2 separate regions of the Homo sapiens genome follow, and region 1 is linked to region 2. Evidence: chromatin loops called from intact Hi-C (ENCODE). Cell type or tissue: Caco-2. All regions are shown on one strand. Each heading gives the region's core, and the rest is flanking DNA. Links, peaks and the distances in the headings are about the cores only.

What was found. A loop is a pair of places that touch in the nucleus more often than their neighbours do. Peaks named below come from ENCODE experiments on the same cell type or tissue, not always from the same donor. Only the 100,000 strongest peaks of a DNase experiment are listed, where the experiment ranks them.
Region 1: it touches region 2 in a loop (14-fold over the local background); 2 of 110 quality-filtered maps call a loop at or near these places.

What each region holds. Positions count from the first base shown.
Region 1 is chr6:112,331,445-112,344,120 of GRCh38, forward strand. No RefSeq gene overlaps it. Among named protein-coding and RNA genes, the nearest start is that of RFPL4B, 9.5 kb to the right of the region's middle. In Caco-2, for the core only: a CTCF peak has its summit at 5,897 (motif pointing right); a DNase peak (open chromatin) is centred at 5,937.
Region 2 is chr6:112,611,911-112,624,586 of GRCh38, forward strand. It overlaps the pseudogene PA2G4P5. Among named protein-coding and RNA genes, the nearest start is that of RFPL4B, 270 kb to the left of the region's middle. In Caco-2, for the core only: no CTCF peak of the experiment used is centred there; no DNase peak of the experiment used is centred there.

The DNA of each region.
Region 1 (12,676 bases), core at 2,203-10,202, 280 kb before region 2:
AAGTCCAGGCAAGTCTATGAGTTCGCCAATTGGCTTCAGGGTATAAATTGGACTATTTTGACACGTTCTAAAGATCTATCGTTAGCCTGGCTTCCATTCAAGTTTTAGCTAACAGGAAGCACTTGATTCTCTGAAGAGGTGTGTCAGAGCAGAATTACTTACAGATGTTCCTTACAGACATATTCCAAATTTGTTTCTCTCAATTAATTTTTCAATCAATTTCTACACCCACTTCATTAGATTTTACATTTAATTTGCAAGTAAAATGGCATTTGCATTTTCTTGAGTAACTGTGTCCCTTCTATTCCCTCCCATCCCCATTTCTAGAATCTCAATTATGTTATGATACGTCCCACAATAATTGCATTATAAAATGTCATGAACCATGATTATAGGGAGGCTATTCAGAAAAAATTCCCTCACTGTCTATTCACACTAAAGCCTTGATTCATAAATTTGAAAAAAAAGTTCCATGGTTATATGAGCCAGTGGAGAATCTTTGTGTTTTAATAGGTCAGATTGCCCAGGGTATTGGACCTGCTCATATATGGGAGTTTTTGAACATGATTTTAAAGTAAGTCTTTGGAGCCTCTTTTAACAATATCAAAAGTAGTTTGAAGGAAATTTACTTTTTTTTAAAAAAGAATCCTCATTGCAAATTTGACCATTTTATTCTTTTGTTGGGTCACCATTTTTGAACATCTGGCAGTCAGCACATGGGTGCAAAAGGCTCATCTTCAGCAGTTCCTTGGCAAGATCAGTAACCTAAAAATTCGGCCCTAATTCTTTGATATCTTTGAAAGACTAACCTCTCTGTCCATTGCTTACTCTTTCGTTCCACTTGTACTTGAAGTTTCATTTTTTTTTTTCTCAAAAGCATTCTGTAATTGAAGTCATTCCAATGGAAATTTTAGTGATGCTATGCTGGGCATTGTGCGGGGCAATGCAGGCGAGACATGGAGGAGTAGAATGTGGCCTCCTGGTTTGTAAGGAGAATGTGACCCAGCAGGAAATAGAAGACACATGTGCTAATTACTCTTATGTAGTGTATGGAATATTCCACATGGGAGTTGTAAACAAAGGATTCCTTACCCATGACTCCAGCACAATTAGAGGCTCTTTCCTCATGATTCAAGTGTCCATCTTCCTCATCCCCCAACATCCGGAGTCAGGCAACTACCTACTCTATTAGGGTTAGTTGGGTTACCAGTCTAGAGTGAATTTCTTGAGTCAAAGTCAGTGACATTCATTTTATACCTTTAGCACCCATCAGTGTTTTTGGTATATAGGAAGGCCTTGAAAATTATTGTAGCACAGAATGGGTGGCTGGCAGGATGATGAATGGTTATCCCAAAAGCTGACATCTCTAAATACTTCCATAATTAGACTGATACAAGCTTCAGGGTTTGGAGACCTTTGGTTTCAATCTCTTACCGATATTGCTTTATGAACCCAGGGATGAAATCACCATGGTGAGAAAAATGACAAGGAATTAGATTCTCTCATGTATATATCTGCTATTTTTTCTTTTGTAACAAACTGAAAAAATACAAGAGCATATCTTCATCTCTACTACCATGATCTTAGAAATTAGCTTCTGTACCTCCACTCACTACTTGCTCAATCTCTGGCCCAGTTTTATCATTTTATCACCAATTCCCTCTGGGACCAACTGTATCCTAGGTCAATAATTCAATTCTGGGACAACAGAGCTCCTTGCTCATCTCTGCAGGTTAGTGAGAAGATTGTAACACAGTCACTCATTAGTAAGTAGAAATAAAGTCTAGGTTTAATGGACACACTACTTCCAGTGATAAAAAGTAATCCTTGAAATATTTTTAAAGTATAAAGAGCTTTGGCTAGGAGTGGTGGCTCACGCCTGTAATCCCAGCACTTTGGGAGGCTGAGGCGGGTGGATCACTAGGTCAGGAGTTCGAGGCCAGCCTGACCAACATGGTGAAACCCTATCTCTACCAAAAATACAAATATTAGCCAGGTGTGGTGGCGTGTGCCTGTAATCCCAGTTACTCAGGAAGCTGAGGCAGGATAATCACTTGAACCCAGGAGGCAGAGGTTTCAGTGAGCTGAGATTGTGCCACTGCACTCCAGCCTGGGCGACAGAGTGAGTTTCTGTCTCAAACAAACAAACAAACAAACAAAAAAACAAAGAAACCCTAAATATATATATATATAATATATATATACACACACACATATATATACACATATATACACATACACACACACACACATACACACACACACATATATATATACACACATATATATAAAGATCTTTGAGTCCGTCTGATTACTTCCACAGGATGGGAAAGGGTTAACTCACTTTCAAACCACTTGGATTAATAGTAACATTATTTGTATAATATAAAGCCAGCTTCAAATAAATATCAAGAGGTTAATTCTATTAAATAACTTCTAAATTTTGTTACTCAGTACAATCAGTAAATGGTAAATGAAGCAAGGAAAAATACTTTTTCTTGAGTAAATGTTAAGCAAATGGTGGTATACATATAAACCCCACTGGTGACTTCTGCCTCTTTTTAGTATTATCATTGTGATGATTTGAGTTGTGACTACATGCCAGAATGATAAGTGCTTTACAAATATTATCTCTAATCCTCACAGTACTATAAATTAGGCTCTATTTTCCCTAATTCACAGATGAGAAAACTAAGTTTCAGAGGTTAAATAACTTGTCTTGGATCACGCATCTAGGAAAAGCCTCCTGGAAACCAAATTTCACTATATGAGTTAATAAAATTCATGTCTGACGTTGACCTAATCAAGGAATCTAGTGGTAGTACATGCTTGACAAGTGATAGAGTAGGTTCCATGTAACACCAGAAAGTAGATGAGGTCTGACTTCAGCACTTTCAGCCTTTTGATAATGTTCAGTATAGGACTGGGCCACCATTCTTTTCCTCTTTCCTCCACAAGTCTTGTCTTAATGAAAATCACAATAACAGAGCTATATACCTCAGTGAACTTGTTTTGTTATTTCTCTTAGGGAGATCAGAAGTTTTAGCCTCCGTCTAATTGTTAATAAAATGTTTTAACTGTGTTATGAGGATTTCAGGTGTAAGTTAGTAAGAGACAGGTATATTTTGAAGGGCCTTCCTTTTGCACATGAAATTCACAAAGATACAAATTTGTGAATTTCATGTGCAAAATTGGCTGCATAGTCATCTGTGTATTAGTTATTCTGTAGATAATCATTCATTGAAGATATATTTATTGAGTACCTTCAGTATGTCAAGCCCTATTCTAGTTGCAAGATAGACTACATAATTTGCAGGTCTCAGTTCTAAATTAAAATATGGAGTTCCTTGTTCCAAAATTAAGAATTTTAAGACGGCGACAGCAGAGCATTAAACAAGGCATACAGCCCTTCTAAGCTCTTCTATGTAACTGTGTAGCTCACACATCCACGAAGCTGACCCTGGCTGGGTGCTCAGGATATAACGGTGAGTAGAAACTGTTTATCCCCTCATGTAATTCATAGTCTATTAAGGGAGACAGATTGTAAACCAATGATCACATTAAACAATTTGATTATTTGATAAAAATAAAAACACACTAGTAATTATATACCAAAATAATTACCCCAAAGGGAAAGAGTGAAGTTCCAGAAGACAGTTTGTCAAAGAAAGATATCTAGGTTTATGCTCAGAGAAAGCTTTCAGGAGAAGTAATGTTTAAAGGCTAGGGAGAAATAAACTAGATGATGAGGGGAGGGAGGTGACCTCCAGGACAAGAGAGTATTTTATCAGAACACGCTCAGGTACTGTGGGGCAGGGTGTAGCATGTCATAGAACTGAAGGAAGGATTGTGTATGGCGAATAAAGGGGGAGTGTGGTGGGAGCCCAGATCAAAGAGATAGACACACCCAGACACTGAGCAAAACCTGGCCTTGTAGGCTTGTGTAAGGATTTCAGTCTTTATCTCAGGGACAATGGGGATCCACTAAAGAGTTTTAACCAGGGGGCTCAGAGTAAAGGGTCTGAGGCTGAAAGGGGTACAGAGTGGATACAGAGCCACCATTTAGGAGGCTGCTGTGGCAGTTAGGCTAGAGATAATATTGGCTTAGCCTGGGATAATGGCCAAGGTGGTGGGAGATGTGGGGAGTTCTTTGGGCAGGCACATACAGAAAGGAAGGAAAAACAGAAGACTTGGAGAATTTCTGGATGAACTTGTATAAGCATGATGCTAGCAGAGGAAGTTTAAAATGAGAGCCCAAATCACAGTTTGCTTGGCCTTGCCCATCCTAGAAACTAATTAGAAAAATGAGATAAATAAATATTTTGAAGTATGAGAAAGAGCAAAACACTTTCCTCTTCTACAAACCCATCTCACTTTGAAGAGGAGAAAAATCAGTGATTTTGTTTAGTCCCTTGAGTAATGAGAGCTGTGGGTGGTCACAGTTAGAGGTCTGAAGCCTCCTCTAACTCTACAGGAGCTGGATTGTACTAAAATGTCAGATCAGTCTGGAGGGGAAATGAATCAGAACAGCTGAAATGCAGAATTTTTGCTGTGTTCTCCCTTACCTAAGGGACAGCCATGGCTTTGCAACCGTTAACTTTCCTTGAAAAGGAATTCAGACTGCCTCTGAAAGATCTGCAGAGCTGTGAAGGCTGAAAAGCAAGTTATTCTTGCAAAGGTCTTTAAGTAAAACTGGCTGCTAAAAAACAACAACAACAAAACTATTCTTCCCTTGACATAGTCAACTTAAAAAAATTGTAATGGAGCCTTCTTAGCTTTTAAATTGAGGAACAAGTGGGTAAGAACAAACCAGAATCAAATAGTAAAGCAGGAGTTCCTTCTTCCTTTTCTTTCAATGCCCTTGCTTTCTCCCCACTATGCTGCCACAACTCCTACATCTTTTTAGATGCTTTTGTTTTCCAGGGACTGAATTCTCACTTCCCTGCTCAAGGGATCATCTCAACTTGTTATTCTCCTTAGAGTAATTTTTACAAGAACATGTTTATCATATTAGGAACAAATGTGTTTGGAACTGGGGTGTTTTAAACTCTCTGTTAATGCACAATGCTTTTCGGCAGCTGGCTAACTCCTAGCAAACTTGGCCTTACAAGAGGTCACCAGAATTAGGTACTAGGACTATGTACCAACCATGTACTAGGCACAGCTTATAAATACCTATTAAAGTGAAACCCACCCAGTATTCAGTTAGCAGTATGGGTGATTTGGTGAATTAAATCCATAATGAAATCCTATCAAAATCTCTCCCTCCCCACTGATCTATCAGAATTGCTAAAGAGCTCAGCTAACAAGCCTGTGTGCGACAGTTCAGTGTTATGCACAATCTGCTTTCTTTGGTCTTACTGTTGCAGAGAAATGGCAGGAAGTTAGGTATAAGGATTAAAAATAGGAGCATATAGACCAAATGTAGGCTGTTGACCTTTAAAAAAACTGATGCCTAGTTACACTAGAAGAATGTTATACAAGTATTTCTTTTATAATTGAAACATCTGCATGAATGCTTTCTTTTCTTCCACATATACATAATTTAGACATCTTAATTACAGTTGTATGCTTTGGGGTTTGATTGTAAAAAAACCAGGATGTCTTTTTGTCTGTTCTCCCTGATGTCAAAAAATTGATTACAAATTTTATAAACTGGTTTTTCTCAGTGAGGAAATTTCTTGTCTAATTTTAGCACCCCCCAACCATTCCTAAAACCATCGTCCCATGGATCTCCATGAATCGAACTGCATACGTGCACATCTCTCATTTGCATCTTTTCCTGATATTCATAAAACCTCCCACAAGTGAAAGGAAGGAAAGTGATACTCATGGATTGGTTTCCTGCCCACCATCAAGGCCTGGGATCATAAATAAAGTCTGGGGCTCCACTTGCTGCAGAGACACAGTAGATGGCAGTGTGCAACACAGAAGTGTGAGATTCCCGACCGTCTCAGCCTTGGATGGGCAACTGACTGGGAGGAGGTTGAATCTCTGGGCACGGATGCTGTTTTTCCAGCCTAGTCAGAGAGAGAGGTTGTCTTCCTAGGAAATGCTTTTTCTGCATAAACTTGGTTTTGCTGATTCAGTCAACTGCAGTTATTTGGGCTACTTTGGCACCAAAGAATGTTAAGCTTCTTTAAGCCTGAAAAATGTCTGTACTTCAAAACTCTACTTAAATGCATAAAATAATCTTTCACTTATATGATATGCTTCACTTGTCACTTATATGAACCTCCTTGTGCTTCATATTTTATTAATTTTATTAAAACAAGATCACTATGGATAACCTACAGATAAGCACTCTGGACATTTCATAAGCACATGTTGGATACACCAGGACTTGGTGGTTTGACTTTTCAGCATCGTAGGTGGACTAATATGAGTACCCCCATATACTCTCAAAGACCATATTTAATTAGGTGACTGTGTTGGATATTTTAAATCATTTTTATATTTCTGCATTATATGTTCCCCAAAATTTAGTAGTAATTCCTCAATAGACTTAAAGTATATTTAAACTTTTTTTTATTATAGAAGGTACAGGCGACTGGGGTCATTTTGCTGAATATTAAAATTACTTTCTTAATATAATTACTTTCTTATTATAAGCAAATAAATCATTTCTAGTATGATACTTATTATTAAACATTAGCAAAGGAGACCTTACTCAGCACCAGTAACAGATATTTTTAAAAAGAGAATTTCCCGAGAGGAAGAGGTCTCAGAGGAAAGGAGATATGTCGTATACAAATCATGTACAGCACTTAATTACCTTGAGATTTATTCATTTCAATAGACACACACCCACACACATTTTCTCAAGCCTTCCCTCCTGGCTGGATTTGTGTCTTAGGATTAGGGGCTTTGCTCTGATCTCTGTTTTACAGTGTTTGGCCTGTGTAGACTTTCCTACTTGGACTAATGTGCTCAATTGTATTTATCTTTCCAGACCTCTTGTTCATTTAGATTTCAGAGTTCTGTCCAATTCCATGGTCTCTTGGAAGTCCCAGCTTTGGCTTTTCCTGGCCTGACTCATTCTGTTGGCACCCAAGGCTGGCCCAGTTAGGCTGAACCACTGGGCATTTTCAGAGTTGCCACCATTTGACTAGAAGTCTTGGAATTCCAAACTTGGGTTGTTGACTGCAGGGTTCTCCTTCCTCAGTGTCTGAGACACAGGCTTTTGGTGATTGCCTTTCCCCTTGCGTTAAATGCTGCTGTTTCTCAGGGCTCTGACTCTAGGCCCTTCTTTCTCACTCTGCACAGTTTTCCTGGGCCGTCTCAACCACTTTTCTGGTTCCCAGTTGCCATTCCACTTCCGTGCTGATCACTTCCAAGTCGTTGTTGGTAGCCTAGATCCCTTGCCTGACCTTCAGAACTGTAGGCCCTCACATCTACAGAGACACTGACATGTCTCACTGGCACTTCCGTAAGACCAACATTTCACGCTTTGTTTATCCCACATATTGTTCTTCCTGCTTATCCCACTGATGTCAGCATCCATATCTGTGTCTAGGCCAGAAATCTCATATTCATTCTTGATTTCTTTTTGTTCCTCCAAAGAATGACTAAGTCCTGTTGATTCTGGCTCCTAAATATATTGGGAAACTATTGAAATTTTTTTTTCACCAGTTTCTTCTGCTGTTTCCTTCTATCAGGCCACCATCATCTTTTACTTGGATCTCTGTGACAGCCTGCTGACTGATCTCCTTGACTTCAGCCTTGCTCCTTTGCAATCCATTTCCCATGCTGCAGCTGAATTATATCCCTTGAATGCTCATTTGACCATGTTTTTTCTTGCTTAAAAAAACCAAAAAACTCTTCTATGGCTTACTTCCCTTGCTCTGACTCCTTCTTCTCAGCCATTAGGCCTCCACCTAGTCCACCTAGATTCCATTTTCTCTCTCTCTCTCTTTTTTGTTTTCTGAGACAGAGTCTTGCTCTGTCTTGAGTGCAGTGGCCTGATCTTGATTCACTGCAACCTCCGTCTCCCAGGTTCAAGCGATTCTTCTGCCTCAGCCTCCTGAGTAGCTGGGACTACAGGCGTGCGCCACCATGCCTGCTTAATTTTTGTATTTTTAGTAGAGACAGGGTTTCAACATGTTAGCCAGGCTGGTCTCAAACTCCTGACCTCAGGCAATCCACCTGCCTCGGCCTCCCAAAGTGCTGGAATTACAGGCGTGAGCCACCGTACCCAGCTGATTCCATTTTCTCCTAATACCTATCCTGATCCTTTCAAGCTTGTGCAAAGCACTCTTTCATCTGCTCTATAGCACGATGTGCTTTCCCTACCATAACATTTACAGAACATGTTACATTTGCTAGTTTACTTGTCTCTAACCCTCACTAGTCTGCAAGTTCAGGAACTATACTTAGCTTGCTCATCTATTTTATATCTATAACTTAGGAAATTACCCCAAATATTGTAGGGACATGGGATACAGGGGTATAGTAGTGTATTATTTGTGGTAAGAATACATGAAGAAATAAACTCATTGCAAATTATCAATGCATAATACTTGTTGGTCACTTCCCGTAGGACGGTTATGGTAATGGGTAATTGGAATTGTGTTAGGGTGGGAGGAAGGCTTGTTTAGAAAAGTAAAGCTATAGCAATTATCTTGAATCCATTCATGTAGGATAGGTTCATTAACACTGGTTTGGAAGGTCTTTGATGATTTTTTTTTTTTTTTTTTTTTTGAGACGGAGTCTCGCTCTGTCGCCCAGGCTGGAGTGCAGTGGCGCGATCTCGGCTCACTGCAAGCTCCGCCTCCCGGGTGCACGCCATTCTCCTGCCTCAGCCTCCCGAGTAGCTGGGACTACAGGCGCCCGTTACCACGCCCGGCTAATTTTTTTTTATATTTTTAGTAGAGACGGGGTTTCACCGTGTCAGCCAGGATGGTCTCGATCTCCTGACCTCGTGATCCGCCCGCCTCGGCCTCCCAAAGTGCTGGGATTACAGGCGTGAGCCACCGCGCCCGGCCGGTCTTTGATGATTTTAAGAAATAAACGTAACTTGTATGGAGGTTCTGGAAAGAGAATGTCTGAAACAAGTCAAAATACATTCTCCTTTTTTATATATATGTAGATGTGATTAAAAAGGTATATATGTAAGCAGCAGTCCACTGCAACATACTATAGACAGTCTTGTCTACTTCACAACATTATTTCCCTTCTCACGTACTGGTCTTATCTCCCTTCATCATGCTATAACACAAAGGACATCGGCTGTGCCATTCCATGATTTTTTTCTGGAAGGGATCCTAGTACTTAACGGAGTACCTCAAAGATAGTAGACGCTCAATAGATGTTCATGTGCTCTTGGGTGTTGCTGGCTTTCCTGGTAACTTCTGAAGAAGAATATTTATTTTGATTAGTTTATTTTGCCTAACGTCCTGACAATGGGCAACATGCTACTAAGATCATGTGTTGTGTTTAGATGACAGTTAATTGAAAGATTTCACTGCATAATTGAAAGATTTGACTCTCTCTACTGAGTTCACAGGACTGTGCTGACTCTGCTAATTAGTTATTATCTTTTCTTGTTTTGCAATAATACCATGCTAGGGAACCCACTAATAGAATTTTTTAAAAGCTGAAGAGCTAGTCAGACAGCCAAGTACTGACAAGGACATTTAAAAGTATAGCAAAAGATCAGGCACAGTGGCTCATCGTGCTGTAATCCCAGCACTTTGGGAGGCCAAGGCAGGCAGATTACTTGACGTCAGGAGTTTGAGACCAGCCCGGCCAACATGGGGAAACCCTGTCTCTACTAAAAATACAGATATTAGCTGGGTGTGGTGGCACGTGCCTGTAGTCCCAGCTATTTTGGAGGCTGAAGCAGGAGAATCACTTGAACCTGAGAGGCAGTGGTGGCAGTGAGCCGAGATTGCGCCACTGCACTCCAGCCTGGGTGACAGAGTGAGACTCTGTCTCAAAAAAAAAATTAATAATAATAGTATGGTAGTTCTAATGAATCATATCTGTCTCTTCAGTTAGGATGTAAACTATCAGTAAAATATAAGATATGAACCAGGCATGGTGGCTCATGCCTATAATCCCAGTACCTGGAGAAGCTGAGGTGAGAGGATTGCTTGAGCCTAGGAGTTTGAGACCAGCCTGGGTAAGACTCTGTCTCCACAGAAAATAAGTAAAAACTAGCTGGGTGTGGTGGCACACAACTGTGGTCCCAGCTACTTGGGAGGCTGAGGTGGGGGATCTCTTGAGCCCGGGTGATCGAGGCTGCAGTGAGCTGAGATTGCACCACTGCACTCCAGCCTGGGCAACAGAGAGAGAGACCCTGTCAAAAAAAAAAAAAAAAAAAAGATACAGTAGAAAATGAAGATGGGATTTGTGATTCTGGATTTCCAGGTTCATGGATGAAGTCTGATGAGTTGCTATGACTGTCAAAATAGCATAGATTCATAGTTCCATGAAGGTAAAGGAATTAGGTTAGCATCTGGTTTAATTAAACTTTGATTGGATTGAATGCACAAAATAGAAAAATTATAAAATACACTGGTTTAAACAAGATAGAAGTTTATTTCCATCTCATGTGAAAGATGGCCAGAGCTAGGCAATCCAGACAGGTGTTAGTAACACATCAAGATCACACAGCTTGGGGGTGGCGCAACCCTTAAATTCATTATCCAAGAGATTAAGATGATAATAGCACCTACCTCATAGAGCTAAGAGGATTTAATAATAAAAACCATATGAAGTACTTGAATAAACACCTGGCACATATAACATGCTCAATAGGTGTTATGTATTAATGTGAGGGAGCCACAGATTACTCAAGTGATGAATAAATAGTAACTAACATTCTGATAACTTACATGGAGGAAGGATGAGGGATCTAGGAGAGGACATCACAGGGGTTTCTCATCTAGTTTGGAGGCTCTGGGAATACTCTTCTGAGGAACTAATGCCCCAGATATATCTGAAAGATGACTAGGTGTTAGTTGGGTGGCCGGCTGGGGATGGTTCCAATCAGAGAGAAACCACCTGTCCTGGATTAGGAGGGGCACCAGAAAGTAGTGAAAGGAGGCTTTGTGTCTTGATTTCAGAAGATGAGGCTGGAGAGCAGCAGGGCCAAGGCCAGGATACCTGTTAGGGATTTGGGTCCTTATCTGGAGACTAATGGGCAACCACCAACGAGGATCAATCAGTTGGAGGAGGAAGTTACCATGAGGCTGGATCTCTGCTTGTGTCCAGAGCTCCCAACCCCCAGGGGCTGATGCTCCCAGGTGGGACTGACCGTAGACAGCTTGCCTCGATGTATCTTGCATCCTGGAGTAGGGGTGGGGCTCCAGCCATTTTGAGAGATTCATAGTGTGCATTTGATAACACATTGAATGCCAGATAGCTGGGTGGAAAGGAAGCTTATTTTGATTCACACTTCCTCATTCACACAAAAATATTCTGAAAGCCCTAAACTAGAGGAGAGAATGTATGCATAATCTGAAAACACTTATATTTGGCTCTAGAAACCACAAAAGTAAAGAGTTCAAGTGGCATGGTCACCTGTGTGTCCATATTCTTGAACTCCTCAAATTCCCTTGGATTCACACTGTCCCCCTCTGGCCCCTGCTTGGGGTCTGGGACCTATCAGTGAAAGAAGGGTGCGCACACTTGGGGTAACTGAGCACTACTCATTTATTCCACAGTGGCTATGGTTGTTGAAACTTACATAGGGACTCAGGTGAGAGCAAACTATTCTTGCAGATAATATGCTGTAGAAGTGGAAATCTGTTGTTGGTTCTTATACAGCTATAAGCACACCATGTGCATAAAATGCACGAACATTATTCAATTTTTTCTTAACATGTTTGACAAAAATTTTAGAGGAACAAAAATAAAGGAGTTCATTAATAGAACTATAGTAGGAACTACATGTTATCAAATATGTAACTATGGAGTCTAATCATGTCATCTCTGGTTTTTACTGTAGTCTGTACTCTAAAACAAGTGTGGAAGTGGAGCACTCTACATATCCTAAGTGCCAAAAATATTCCTCTTCATGAAATTCGCCAGATCTGCAAAACACAGCTCCTTTTGAAGAGAAGAGCCAGGGAACTCCATTAGCAGGCTTTGATGGCATTAATAATTCAGAGAGATGCCCTCTATCTTCTTTAAGATAGACAGAAGGGTCCCTTTTAATGTATAACCAGGCAGAAAAGAGGAGAGGACACGGGTGGGAGAGAAGAGGAGGTTGCAAGCCAGCACCTGCCCCACACCAGGGGATGGAAGCTAATTGTGAAAAGCTGCCCCACTACAGCTGCTGCCTCTTGAAAAATGCAAACTGTGTTTTGAGCAAACATATCATCCACTTGTAAGTATCTTAGATTCCTGACAGATCTGATTATTCCCTCCTCCCCACTAGTGGCTTCATCTTATCTAATTAGCATGTGTGAAAGTTGATTCCTTTTTTAATCAGGAAGCTATGGAAACAAAATTAATTTGTGATTTAATCTTAACTCATGGAAGCATTAATGATAATTAAAAATTATTTTAAAAATTAAAAAAATTTTCATGCACATTTTTGATATGTTGTCATGAGAGTATTAAGATATCACAGATAAGTGGCTTCCAATATTTCCAGCACTTGAAAATTAAAAAAAATGGTGCTTCTCTCTGAATTCAGTATTCCTGTAATAATGGAGAATCTGGGAAT
Region 2 (12,676 bases), core at 2,849-10,848:
AACAGTAGGATCTAGTTGCACCTGTCCCCTTTTATTTGCTCAATTTTTATTTTGAAAGAATCTCAAGCCCACATAATACTCATAGACACAGTACAAATAGTAATCATTGTCCCCCTGAACTGTTTGAAAGTTGCTAATATGGTATCTAATCCCCTCTGACTATTTTAGTATGTATTTCCTACAAATGAAGACATGGTTCTACATAAACACTAATATTCATCATGAAATTGACACTGATACTGAGACATTACTGCCTTCTAATCATCAGACTCTACGTTTTACCAAGTGTTCCAGTCATATCCTTTATTACCAGATGATCTGGTCCAGTATCACATGCTCATCTAGCTGTCATGTTTCCTTAGTCTCTCTCATTGGGGAGCAGGTTGGCATTGGTCTGTCCTTGGCTTTTATGACCTTGGTGCTTTTGAAGATTACAGGTCAGTTATCTTTTAGAACATCCCTCAATGTGTTTTTATCTGAGGTTTCTTCATGATTACATTTGGGTTATGAATTTTTGGCAGAAATACCACAGAAGTGTTTTTATTGCATCTTATTTTTATTTGTACTATGTTATAGTGACTCTAGGGATATTAAGTTTGATAAACTTGATCAGGTGGCATTTCCACACACAATTACATCATTATTTTTACATCTATCCATATATATTGAAAATTGTATGTTCACACCAATGTCTCTAATTCCAAACCAAAGCCACAAGAGTTCTTCTAGGTTTTTCCTTTTCCATAATTGCAGCTTCTATCTGCAACAGCAAAAATCTTGGCTTTCGTAGTCCTTAAAATATTTACTTATTTCATCAATCTCCCCAAATGTAACTAATCTTAAGCCATATCCACCTCACCTCACACAAATGCTATGCTTCCTCTGCTCAGGCCCTACTACCCCCTATTGAACCACTCTTCTACTCTAATATTCTCCTCACACCCTTGGGCTGTCACATTCTGAGCTAGGCTGCCCCTCTGTGTGAGCCTCCATACCTCCTCAAGCTCTAACACTGATCTGGGTGCCTCCTCCCCTGCTTACCAATGTCTACCTTGCTTTACCTCCCCTAATAGCTTTTGGATTAAGTTATTTAGGATGGAAGAAAAGGAAAGGGAAGATAAGGAAAGAAGAGGGAGTGAAGCAAAGAGAAGGGAAAGGAGAGCAAGACAGGAAGAGGAAGAAGAGAAGGAAGTTGACTTTTGTATTACCCTGCTTTCACTCCCGAGTTCTCTCTGCTTTTGAATTCATTGCCTCCTTTACACCTGTTTTCATCTTCAATTAATATTATGTTTTTAAAATTAGAGGCCTCTACCTTTCTGCCTCTGTTTTTTAAAATTTTCCAGATTTATTAAGGCATAATTGACAGAAATGAATGTATGTACTGTATTAAATATGATATTTTGATAAACACATACACTGTAAAGTGATTATGACAATCAAGCTAATTAACATATTCTTCACTTCACATAGTTACCACTTTTTTTGTTGTTGTGAGAACACAAGATCTACTCTCTCAGCAAATCTCAAGTAAATAAAATACAGTATTATTAACTATAGTTACCATGCTGTACATCAGATCTCCTGAACATACTTATTCTGCATAACTGACACTTTTTACACTTTGACCAACATCTCCCCATTTCTCCCAATCCCTAGCCTCTAGCAATCACCATTCTACTCTGTTTTGATGACTCTGACGTTTCAAAATTCCACATGCAAATGAGATCATGCAAGATTTGCCTTTCTGGGCCTGGCTTATTTCATTCAGCATAATGTCCTCCAGTTTTATCAATGTTGTTGCAAATGGCAGGATTTCCTCCTTTTATCCATTCATCTGTCTGTGGACACTCAGGTTGATTCCATATCTTGGCCTTTGTGAAAAATGCTGCAATAAACACGGAAATGCATATATTTCTTTGAGATACTGATTTAATTTCCTTTGGATATATACCCAGTAGTGAGACTGCTGGATCTTATGGTTATTCTAAGATTTTTGAGGAACCCCAATATTGTTTTCCATAATGGCTGTACTAATTTACATTACCACCAACAGTGCACCAGGCTTCCCTTTTCTCCACACCCTCACCAAAACACTTATCTTTCATATTTTAGATAATAGATGTGAGTTGATATTTCATTGTGGTTTTAATTTTAATTTCCCCAATAATTGGTGATGTTGAACACTGTTTCATATACTTCTTGGCCATTCCCATTTCTTCTTTTGATAAATATCTATACAGGCACTTTGTCCATTTTTTAATCGTATTATTTGCCACTTTTCTTTGTTCCTGTTTGCTCAGCTCGAATTCTATTCAAATTTCAATTAGTTTGGGAAAATTATCCCTAGTGAAGGTAATGGTTTTGAATATCCTTTTGGAAATACAGTTCATCCTCACCCTTATATTCCTTTTTATCATTTCGGACAAATTATTTAATAGGCCAAAGCTTTACAAGTAAATTAATTGGCTAAAAGATGAACTCATATGCATTTTGATAACTTGAATGTGTTTGGCTACTTATACTCCATCAACAGAGAAAGCTGAGAAAGTAACTCTTTTATAATAAGCTTTTGAGTGGGGAAGGTCACATCCGATGGCCATGATAGAGTGGGTGGAACCAAGTTACTGTGTCATTTAGCACAGTCCTGCCCATTAGCTCTGAATCAAGTCTGTCTCTTAAATTACATTAATGTTGCTGGTAATTTCAAATCAGGAAACGTGGGTACTTTTTGAAGGAAGGATGTTTTGAATTTGTTGGTGACAAGGAAAGAGATAGCTTTAGCTCAGATTTGGAACAAAGAAGAAAACAATCTGGACCAAGGCAGCCTGTTTCAGAGGCCAGCTTGGTGTCTAGTGGCAATACCAACCTTCTGGGAGCACTTCTAGTTATGCTGGCCTATCTCAACTATACGAAAGGAAAGCACAGGAAGGAATTTTGCCTAAATTTGGACTGGAGTTTTAAAGGTGATCAGCAAGCCCTTGGGTGCTGTCTGTGTCATAGCAATGGGGCTTTAATTATAAAATCCCCAAGTGCAATACACAGATCAAGAGTTGAGTTCCAGTGTTCGATAGCCCAGGAGGGAAACTACTGTTACAATAACTTATTGTACATTTCAAAATAGCTGAAAGAAAGATTTGGAATTTTCCCAACACAAAGCAAGGGCAAACATATGAGGCATTGTATATCCCAATTACCCTAATTTGATCACTACACATTGTATGCATGTGTTAAAATATTGCATGTACCTCAGGAAGGTATATGATCATTATGTATCAGCAAAAAAAAGGTTTGAGGCCACTTGTCTAGTTCCTCAGCCTTTGTGACGATCTCTCCTAAGAAACTCATTTTTGTGTGTGTGTGTGTGTGTGTGTGTTTTTTTTTGAGATGGGGTCTCACTCTGTCGCCAGGCTGGAGTGCAGTGGCGCGATCTCGGCTCACTGCAAACTCCAACTCCCTGTTTCAAGCGATTCTCCTGCCTCAACCTCCCAAGTAGCTGGGATTACAGGCACACACCAACACTCCCAGCTAATTTTTGTATTTTTAGCAGAGACGGGGTTTCACCACGCCAGCCAGGCTGTTCTCGATCTCCTGACCTCGCAATCCACTCGCTTCGGCCTCCCAAAGTGCTGGGATTACAGGTGTGAGGCACTGTGCCCGGCCAGAAACTTTTTTTAAAAAAATTAAATAAAAGCATGTAAAATTTCATTTTATAAATAAGGCCATTTCTATTTTATTTCTATTATTATCCACAGATATTTATTTATTTATTATTTTTATTTTTATGAGAAAATTCAAATTTATTTTAATGTCATGTCATTTTCAATGTGCTTAAAAACCTCATAAATTAGTAGGAGCCCTAGTTTCCTGGGACAGCATGCCAGATGTACTGAAATTTGTCACCTTTCCCTACAAACCCCTAGAAATTTAATCCAAGTCCATAGCTTCAGAAAGCTAGGAGTTGTATCTTCAGACAGTCTACTCCTCTGGTTCTTGGTTTTTCTTTCAAGGGAAGGAGATCACAATATTTCAAACAGTGAACAAAACCAGTTGAGCTTCCAGCTCAGTTTTCTGTAGAATGGAGCAGGGAAGACCCCACTGACTCCAGAGAAAAGGGTGAGGTTGAGATGGATTATTTCTTTACAGCTTTGTGAAAATGGAAGAAAAAAGATTGACTAATTCAGATCCATTTCATAGATAAGAATCGCTTCATAAATGAAGGCTCCAGCTCCTAAAATGGGAGGGGCCTGGCTGGACAGCCTGAATCAGATGAGGAATTGGCCACACTGAATAAAAACAATCTGAAAAATAATCCTAATTTTGAAGCCAGATAAAATACTTGGGGAGAATGGAAAAAAGGAAAAAGCCCCAAACGGATGAAAAAATGCTAACATCAGAATGGTATAAAAAAATTTGGCTGAGTTTTCAGTGGTGGTGGCCAATTTAGCCTGGTTCTGTAGTAGGGTCACAAACCTTGACCAAGCAGAGAGTAGTAGAAAAGGCTAGAAAGAGGGGCTTGAAGACTATGAATTTTGACCCCTGATTTTATTATTCAATTTCTTTTTTTCATCTAAAGTAGTCTTCCGTGCCCAGGAAGCCTCGCCTCCCAAGACCAGAGTCAGTTGGAGCCGGTTGTTGTTGGAAAGGAGTGGGTTGGGTAACTGGGGTGGAGGCAGGGAGACCCCCACTCTGCTGGATGTCCTAGGTGGAGAAGAAGAACTGCACTTCACAGAGTCTGGGGTGTAGTGGGAAGGGGATGAGGCAGGAGCAGCAAGCTGGGGAGATGGGACCCACCTCAGTCCCCAGCTTCATTTTCTTCTAATATTTCCCCACTGGTGGCATTTTCTGCAGTCTTGGAGGCCTTCTTTTTTTTTTCTGGGTTTTTCGACTTGCAGAACTCGAGCAGGGCCTTTAGCTCTGCATCCTGGACCTCCATCTCAGACTTGTAGAGGTCAGGCTTGAGGGGACTACTGGTTATCCGCATGGGGCCACTGGGCATGAGCAGAACTGTAAATTTAAACTGGGCAAAAAATTCACTCTCCTTCTCATGGAGAACATTAAATGGTTGCAGCAGTTCATGTTTGGCACACTCCACCACACCTATCCGAGCCTTCTTCTCATCTTCAAATGCTCTTAAAGTAAACAGCATGACATCAAAACGCCTTTCCATCCACTGAAGAAGGCACGTGAAGTTTTCATTTTCAGTCCATACTCTTCAGGAGTGTCTCATTTGTAAATAGGGGTTCTCTGTCCTGCATCCTTGGCCTTGCCCTCTCCTGAGCTGATGAGAACATCCACAGCGTATACTTCATATACCTCAAATTCATCTTTTTCGTGGTCCTTCTTCTGCTGGTCTGTGGGATTCTGGATAACGGTTTTTTCTCCATCGATGACATGCTGCTTCAACTGGTGTGACAGCATACCTTCTATTGGCTTGTAGTTAAATTACTGGGCAACTTTGTTCCAGGCTTCTGTCACTTGTGTGTTCTGATTTCCAGGTTTGACCAGGCGTAGGGCAGCTTCAGCACAAAGGTGAGCTGCCTTAATAACATCTGCTTTCCTCCCTGTTACTTGGGTCCCCTGAGCCACATCAACCACAAAAGTATGAGCTACATTAGCGATGAAGCCATCCACATAGACCCCAAGGTCAATTTTTACCAAGTCACCTTCCTTGAGAATATAATCCTGGCCACTCTCCAAAGGGGAGAAGTGACATACACAGTTATTTACTGAAATACTGGTGGGAAAAGCAATGCCTTTCTTCATTTCCTTTTCTTTCTTGAAGATTTTCCCTGTTTCTTCCATAATCACGGCATCACTTTTCTCACACAGGCTCAGTACCAATACACCTGAGCTAGATGCTTCCACCAAGGACCTAAGTACCCGGTGGGCAATGTCGCCCCCCATCTTATACTTGGTCACAACCAGGTCTTCAGCGATAGTTTGCTTCTGCTGCTCGTCCTCACCCTACATCTTCCTACCACCACCACTGCAGCCTCATTTCTCCTGAGCCGCCGCCTCTGTCTCCCTTCCTTGCCGCAGGCTTTGGTCAGAGCCCCCTGGATCCTTGAGGAGAGGGTGAGCGAAAGCGCGAGCTAGCAAGGGAGCGGGCAGGCAGGCGAGCGTCATCCACAGATATTTAAATGAAAGAGACAAGCATACCACACCTTAAAATTTTGAGAATTGAGGAAAGAAAGACATTCTTTTTCTATGAACATGCCAAGCGGGATCCTAACTTAGGGTGTTTGCATTAGTTATTTCCTCAGCTGGAAAGCTGTTTCCCCAGAGCTTCCTTCTCATTCTTGACTCCTTCTTGCCATTCAGGTCTCAACTCAAACTTCGGTGAAAACTTTTTGATTAACTAAACTGCAGTCCCTTGGTGTTTCACTGGCATAGCACCTTAATATATTTTCACCTTGGCACTTTCATATTCTTATTGTATTCTTGATATATTGGCTATTTGCTTACTGTCTACCTTCATCAACGTGAATGTAACTACCAAGAAAGTAAAGACTTTGACTGTCTTGGAGTTGAGTGTTGTATTACTAGTACTTTGAGTATCTGGTGTCACATAATATCTAATCAATAAATAAATGTTTAAAGAATGAATGACATGAAAGCAATAGTGATTGAGTAGAATGAAGCCTCTTCAGATGAATTATATTGGACACAAGAAAAAATAGCTGGGATGTAAAATGAGCTAAAATAGCAGTTAAATAGGTATTAACAAACTGGTTCAAGAGTGTAATTCACTTCATATTGACCAGCCAGAGGTAATAGCAAGCAGCTTTCTAATTGAACAGGGCCCAAACAATATGGTTACTTATGACTAATTAAATTAATCATCTTCGACTTTGTTAAGTGTCTTATAGATGTTTAAAATATCTAAGAAGTATTTACTATATCTATATGATTTATTAGAGGTCATTCTCAATATTCACGGAACACTAAGGAGCTGCCAAGCTTCATTTGAAATGCTGGGGATACAATGGTGAATTAGAAAGCATTCACTGCCTTCAAAGAACATACTCTGCTGTCTAGAGTCTGGAGGAGGATACAGGACAGGAGACTGGTGGGGCCACCATGTGGCGAGTGTTAAGATATTGCCAAATAGTGTTACGGGAGCACAATGGAAGGGCATAAAAGGTCACAAAAACTTCCTTGAGAATGTAAAATCTAGGATAAATAAACTTGTAGGAAAGCTACAAATTAGCTAATCAAATGTGAAAGTTGGTAAAAGGGCAAATGACCCAAGGAGGTGAAAGATTCCAAGGTCACATAGGGAAGCTTAGGAACATACGTATATTTGTGCAATAGAGCATGAGGGAATGCAGTGAGCATACCCCACCAAATGATCATGTTGGTGCTTTGTTAAAAATGATTTAGTGCATCACTGCATTTACCCAGCGTTAGTGAACTATGGTCTTTCTTACTCTAATGGAAAATAAATTCCCAGTGTGTCACATAACTTGTGGAGAAGGACAAAATAACTTCATTTAAGAATTTTGGTGATTTAGAAAAAGCATCTAATTTTGAAAATCGGTTTTATTCATTGAGTATTGAATGTCTGCTCTCTGTCAAGCGTTGTGGTCAATGCTGAATGCAGGGTGGAGAACAAAACAGATAGAAAGCACACTGCTGTGGATCTTGAAGACTGTGCCATTGGAAGCATCTTTGGAAAGGGCTCTGCATTGTTCTGAGGGCCACAGTCAGTAGTAGCAATGGTGAATTTTTCCCCATGGCTTTATAGGCAGTAGATATCAATGAGAAAGCAAAGCAGATATTGTAGATGCCATGTGGTGGCTATGGAGCAAAGCCTAACTTTAAGGAAGCACATCAGAATCCTCCTTAGTGTTTCTTGGAAATACTTGATGAATTGGGGTAACTTTGTAGGGGAGATAGCTGAGATTCTTTGTAGGCAGAAACAAGAACAGGTCCTTTACTGAATGCTGACTATTAATGTTAAGGTGACTTAATTCATATCCACAGATAGGTAAGGCCTGATGATCTGCAGATTATTCTCATGATCAAGTTACGATGGATTCTTATACTTTCGTATACCATGACACCATGGGTAAAAATAGTATTAATGTCACGCTTTCAGGCACAGACACATTTGCTGGACCCTAGTGCACAATATTGGCATAATAATTTTATCTGCTGGAGTTGAGTGCTCCTTCTATGGGTTGCAGTAAGCAGACAGATCTCCTTTAGGGTAGCAATAAAAGTAAACTAGTGATTTTTCCAGCCCATTCAGGTGTAGGTTATTCATGTGATAGTAAAAGTTCATATGCACAATTTTAAAACACTAAAATGGGTCAAGACTGAACAAGAGATTTTGTAAAACACACAGGTGTTGATGATGGTATCTCTTTCTCTTGAAAGCCAGGATGGAAAGAATGTTTTTAATCAAGAATCTGGACAGCTTATTGGGGAGTGCTGGAGCAGCCTCAGAGAGTGGCTTTTAAATTTCACTTTATAACATTTTACAAAAATTAGATGGCAGAATAGAAAACTTCTAAAGAGGTACTAGAAGGCACTGATTCTCTTTATTTTATTTGATTGTTTTAAATCAAAATGATAAACTTAGAGCTCTATTCCATTATATTTTAAACCTGTCATTTTGAGCTAACTTGTCATTTATCTATCTTTTTATGCTGTAAAGTTTATTGGAAATAAGTTAATTCATTTTAATAAATGCTTTGTGCTTTTAGGAGTGAAAAAATCCCACTTGCATTAAATAAAAATACTATTATGATTGCATCTGTAATCATTTCTGTCATGGGAAAATGGTGTTTCTCTAAACCTCTAATGAGATCTGTGCAGGTGTTTGTATATTTGCCATAAATCTGTACCCACACAAAGTTCATTCTGTGGCATAAAAATAAATCATCTCATTCAGGTGGAATTGAGCTCTGACTCAAGAATACTCCTTCTCACTTCTCTTTCCAAAATCAAAGCAACACTTACATTTCCACTGCCATATGCTATCTTTCTCAGCTCTCAAACTACTTATATATACTGGGTTCTTTTCCTTCTGTTATTTCAAAGACATGAGAGAAACTGGAGCATGAAAATGGATTTCAGCTTATGTAAAACCACGGAGTAGGTTTCCTTAGAGACTTAGGGAGGGGGTTTGTTCTGAAGTTATGATGAGTCATCACATACAGGCCTCTGGCCGAACTTGCTATCATATAGTATTTGCATATGAGTAAACAGAGTTGTTCTTTTCATAAGATTGATAAGCACTTCAAGCTTTTAAATTGGGGCCTTCCCCAGTTAAAAAAATATATTTGTATACTATATATAGTATAGATATAGTGCATACATATGTAATTTTTTCCTCAAAAGTTGAATATTGTAAGGATAGGAATACTTGCTTTCCCAAGATGGTGGATAAAGGGGTGGTATGTGGTTTTTATAATTATTTGCTCTAAATATGTAAATTCTGGTTTCTGCTTGGGCTGTGCCTTACTGGGTAAGCTTGGGGAAGTCCCTGATGCCTCCAGTATCTCAAGTTTCCATTTATAAAGTGATGGACTTAGAATTATTGTAAATGAGAGTCAAATCACTTATTGAGCTATTTTCATATATCTGAAAACTTAGAACCATAAAGACTGAGAATCCATATAACAGGGAGGATCATTCGCTTTATGACCTGGAGGTTCAAGACTACAAAGACACAAAGCAAAACCTTAACAGAGCACCAACACCCATTTTCAGTCTCCCCATGGGCAGCCCCCTGTGGGGGTGGTTTGTCCGTGCTCTCTGTCTACTCTCAAAGCAGCATACGCTTCTATAACCAGGAAGTTCAGGAAGAGCTTCATGTGCTTGGATTGATGGCAACATGGTGAAGGAAAACTATTGACAGATATGTGAACATGTTAATTCTTAATTTTATTATGAAATGACCAGCCAATGTTTATATTGAAAGCTAAACATATCTAATATCTGAGCACAATTTGAACATTAATATAATGTGGAGAAAATACAGAGGCCAGCTTCTCTGGCAGAGTGGACATGATTTTATCCATCACAGGATAAAGTTTCTGAAATTGTTAATATTTATTAAAATAACTTTCTTCTGTCCCTAAATATATAAATACATTTCATCCACAAAATTTAAGACATATAATGTATCTAGAAAGTTACTAAAATGTTCTTATATCCTGCAAAGCAACTACATGAAAACATGCATCTAGCTAATGAATTCAATAAGTATGTGTAATTGTAGAGTTCCTTTTCTTAGTTTTCTGTCCTTCATTCACATTCTATTGGAGTAACTCAAAGTGAGGCTGAATAGCATTTCATGCCTTCACAGGTATTAAGCAATTTCCATGAGAAAAAGCAGCTAGTTCAGTTCTCAATTCCAAAGATCACACAAGTGCTTTTCCTCTAAACAGCCCTATGCTTTGATTGTGGCAGGAGTGCTTTATGTGTTCTTCATACTTCCCATTGCCTCACACAGAATATTAAAAAGACCATGCCCAGAAGTCTACATTTAATAAAATTAACAATCATTATTGCTTCATCAAGGGCATTCTGAAGCAAAACTGGCTTATTTTTAAACACCAGTGTAGAGCAATGGAGAGTACAGTTAGCTGCCTCTGCCTTGATTCAAGCTAAGGCACTGTGCTGCTTCTGCTATTACTTTTGAACCAGCAGTGCAGATGTTAACGCAGTCAAAAGGGCAAATAATTTCATTATATTATTATGAATAATTTGCCCATACAGACTCCCTGAACGTGTCAGAGGGAGACCAAGAGGTTTGCTGACTACATTTAAGAACTGCTAGTTTTCATTTTTGGTGTCCCTTTGATGAGTTTTACAATCAATAATATACTAGTTTAATAAAAGAATTCAAAAATGTTCCTTTATTTGCCATGTTCTTGGACCACTTTCAGTAACAATGAAATTATCTGAACTTAAAAGTTTAGGGACACAACCCTATTTTAGTGTCTTTTGGGGAAGTGTCGCTTATGATAACCGTGTGTATTCCTTCCAAATTAATTATTATATTTATATTTCCTAACTCTTAGGAGGTTATTTCAAGTAATTTATATTTGCTAGAAGACATTTCATCAGATGTTCATCTTTTTTTTACATAGAATTAATCAAAGTGGACACTTATGATTTGATTAATTCCTTCATTGTGGATATTTCTTTTTTAAAATCATTTTTATACAACAAATTGGGTATTTTTCCCTTTTATCTTCATTTGGTTAAGTCTCCTTTATAGTTTTGTTATACTTTAAATCAACATTGTTTGCTTTTTACAATTAATTCTACATTTTAATGTTTCAAATTAATTACTTTCTGCTTTAAAAATGTCTTCTTTTGGCCAGGCACAGTGGCTCACGCCTGTAATCCAGAACTTTGGGAGGCTGAGGTGGGTGGATCACCTGAGGTCAGGAGTTCAAGACAAACTTGACCAACATGGTGAAACCCCATCTCTACCAAAAACAAAATAGAAAAAAAACAAAACAAAACCAAAAATTAGCCAGGCGTGGTGGTGGGTGCTTGTAATCCCAGGTACTCCAGAGGCTGAGGCAGGAGAATTGCTGAACCCCTGGAGGCAGAGGTTGCAGTGAGCCGAGATCGTGCCATTGCACTCCAGCCTGGGTAACAAGAGCGAAACTCCATCTCAAAAACAAACTTTAAAAAAAAGTCTTCTTTTTTAAGTTTGTCTGATTGTTCATGTTCTAACCACCTTATATAGATGTTTCTTTAACTTTAAAAATTTTTATTAATATAAAGAGTTAAGGCTATGGATTTTCTTTGGACCTTTGTTTTAACTGTAAAATATATTCTGTTATTTTGGTTTCCATTTTCTCTTGGACAGCAGAATTGTTTAAGAGAAGACTTCTGGGTGGATAGGAGGGTAATAGTATAGTTTTGCAATAGTAGTTATTTTTGCTGTTTTTAAAAATTTGTTTTAAGTTCTATTTTTATTGCATTGTGATTAGGAAAGCTAATACACACAACACACACACAGTAAATTTATTGCCTTTTTAAACCTAATATAAATATTGTTTGTGAATATTCCATGTGTTCTTAGAAAAAAGTTGTTAACTTTGTTTTCATTCTACTGACTTTGATGTATATCAAGTAGACCTACCTTAAAAATCATCACTCTATTTGTGTATTCTATTTTCTAATTTTGTGTTCACTTGAACTATCATTGACTAAGAGAAGTGAATTAAAGTTTCCTGCTCTTAACAGATTTCTATTTCTCCTTGTGCTGTCCCCCTGCTATACACTTTTTTCCTTCATGTGTACTAATGCAGTGCAGTCCTACCTGATATAGATATATTCATACTGTTAGATATTCATTTGGTTTGAAACCGGAATTGTATCTTCTCCATCTCATTTAATACCTTTCACTCTGAATCCAATCTCATCTAATACTGAAATTGCAATCTCTGATTTCTATTTGTGTTTGTCTAATATGTCTTTTCAATTTTTAAATTTTCAATCTTTTCAAATAATTTCATTCTTCTGCTCCATACTGACATATCATCTTTCCAAGTAACATGGCTCTGACGACTTCCTTGTGTAAAACATATAGTTAAGTATTTTTTTTTCTTTTGACATCTGTGTTTAGTCTATTTAAATTTTTATATAAAAAAGAAGCTTGGTTTTATATAGTTCTGTTATCACAGCCTATGTCATACTTTCT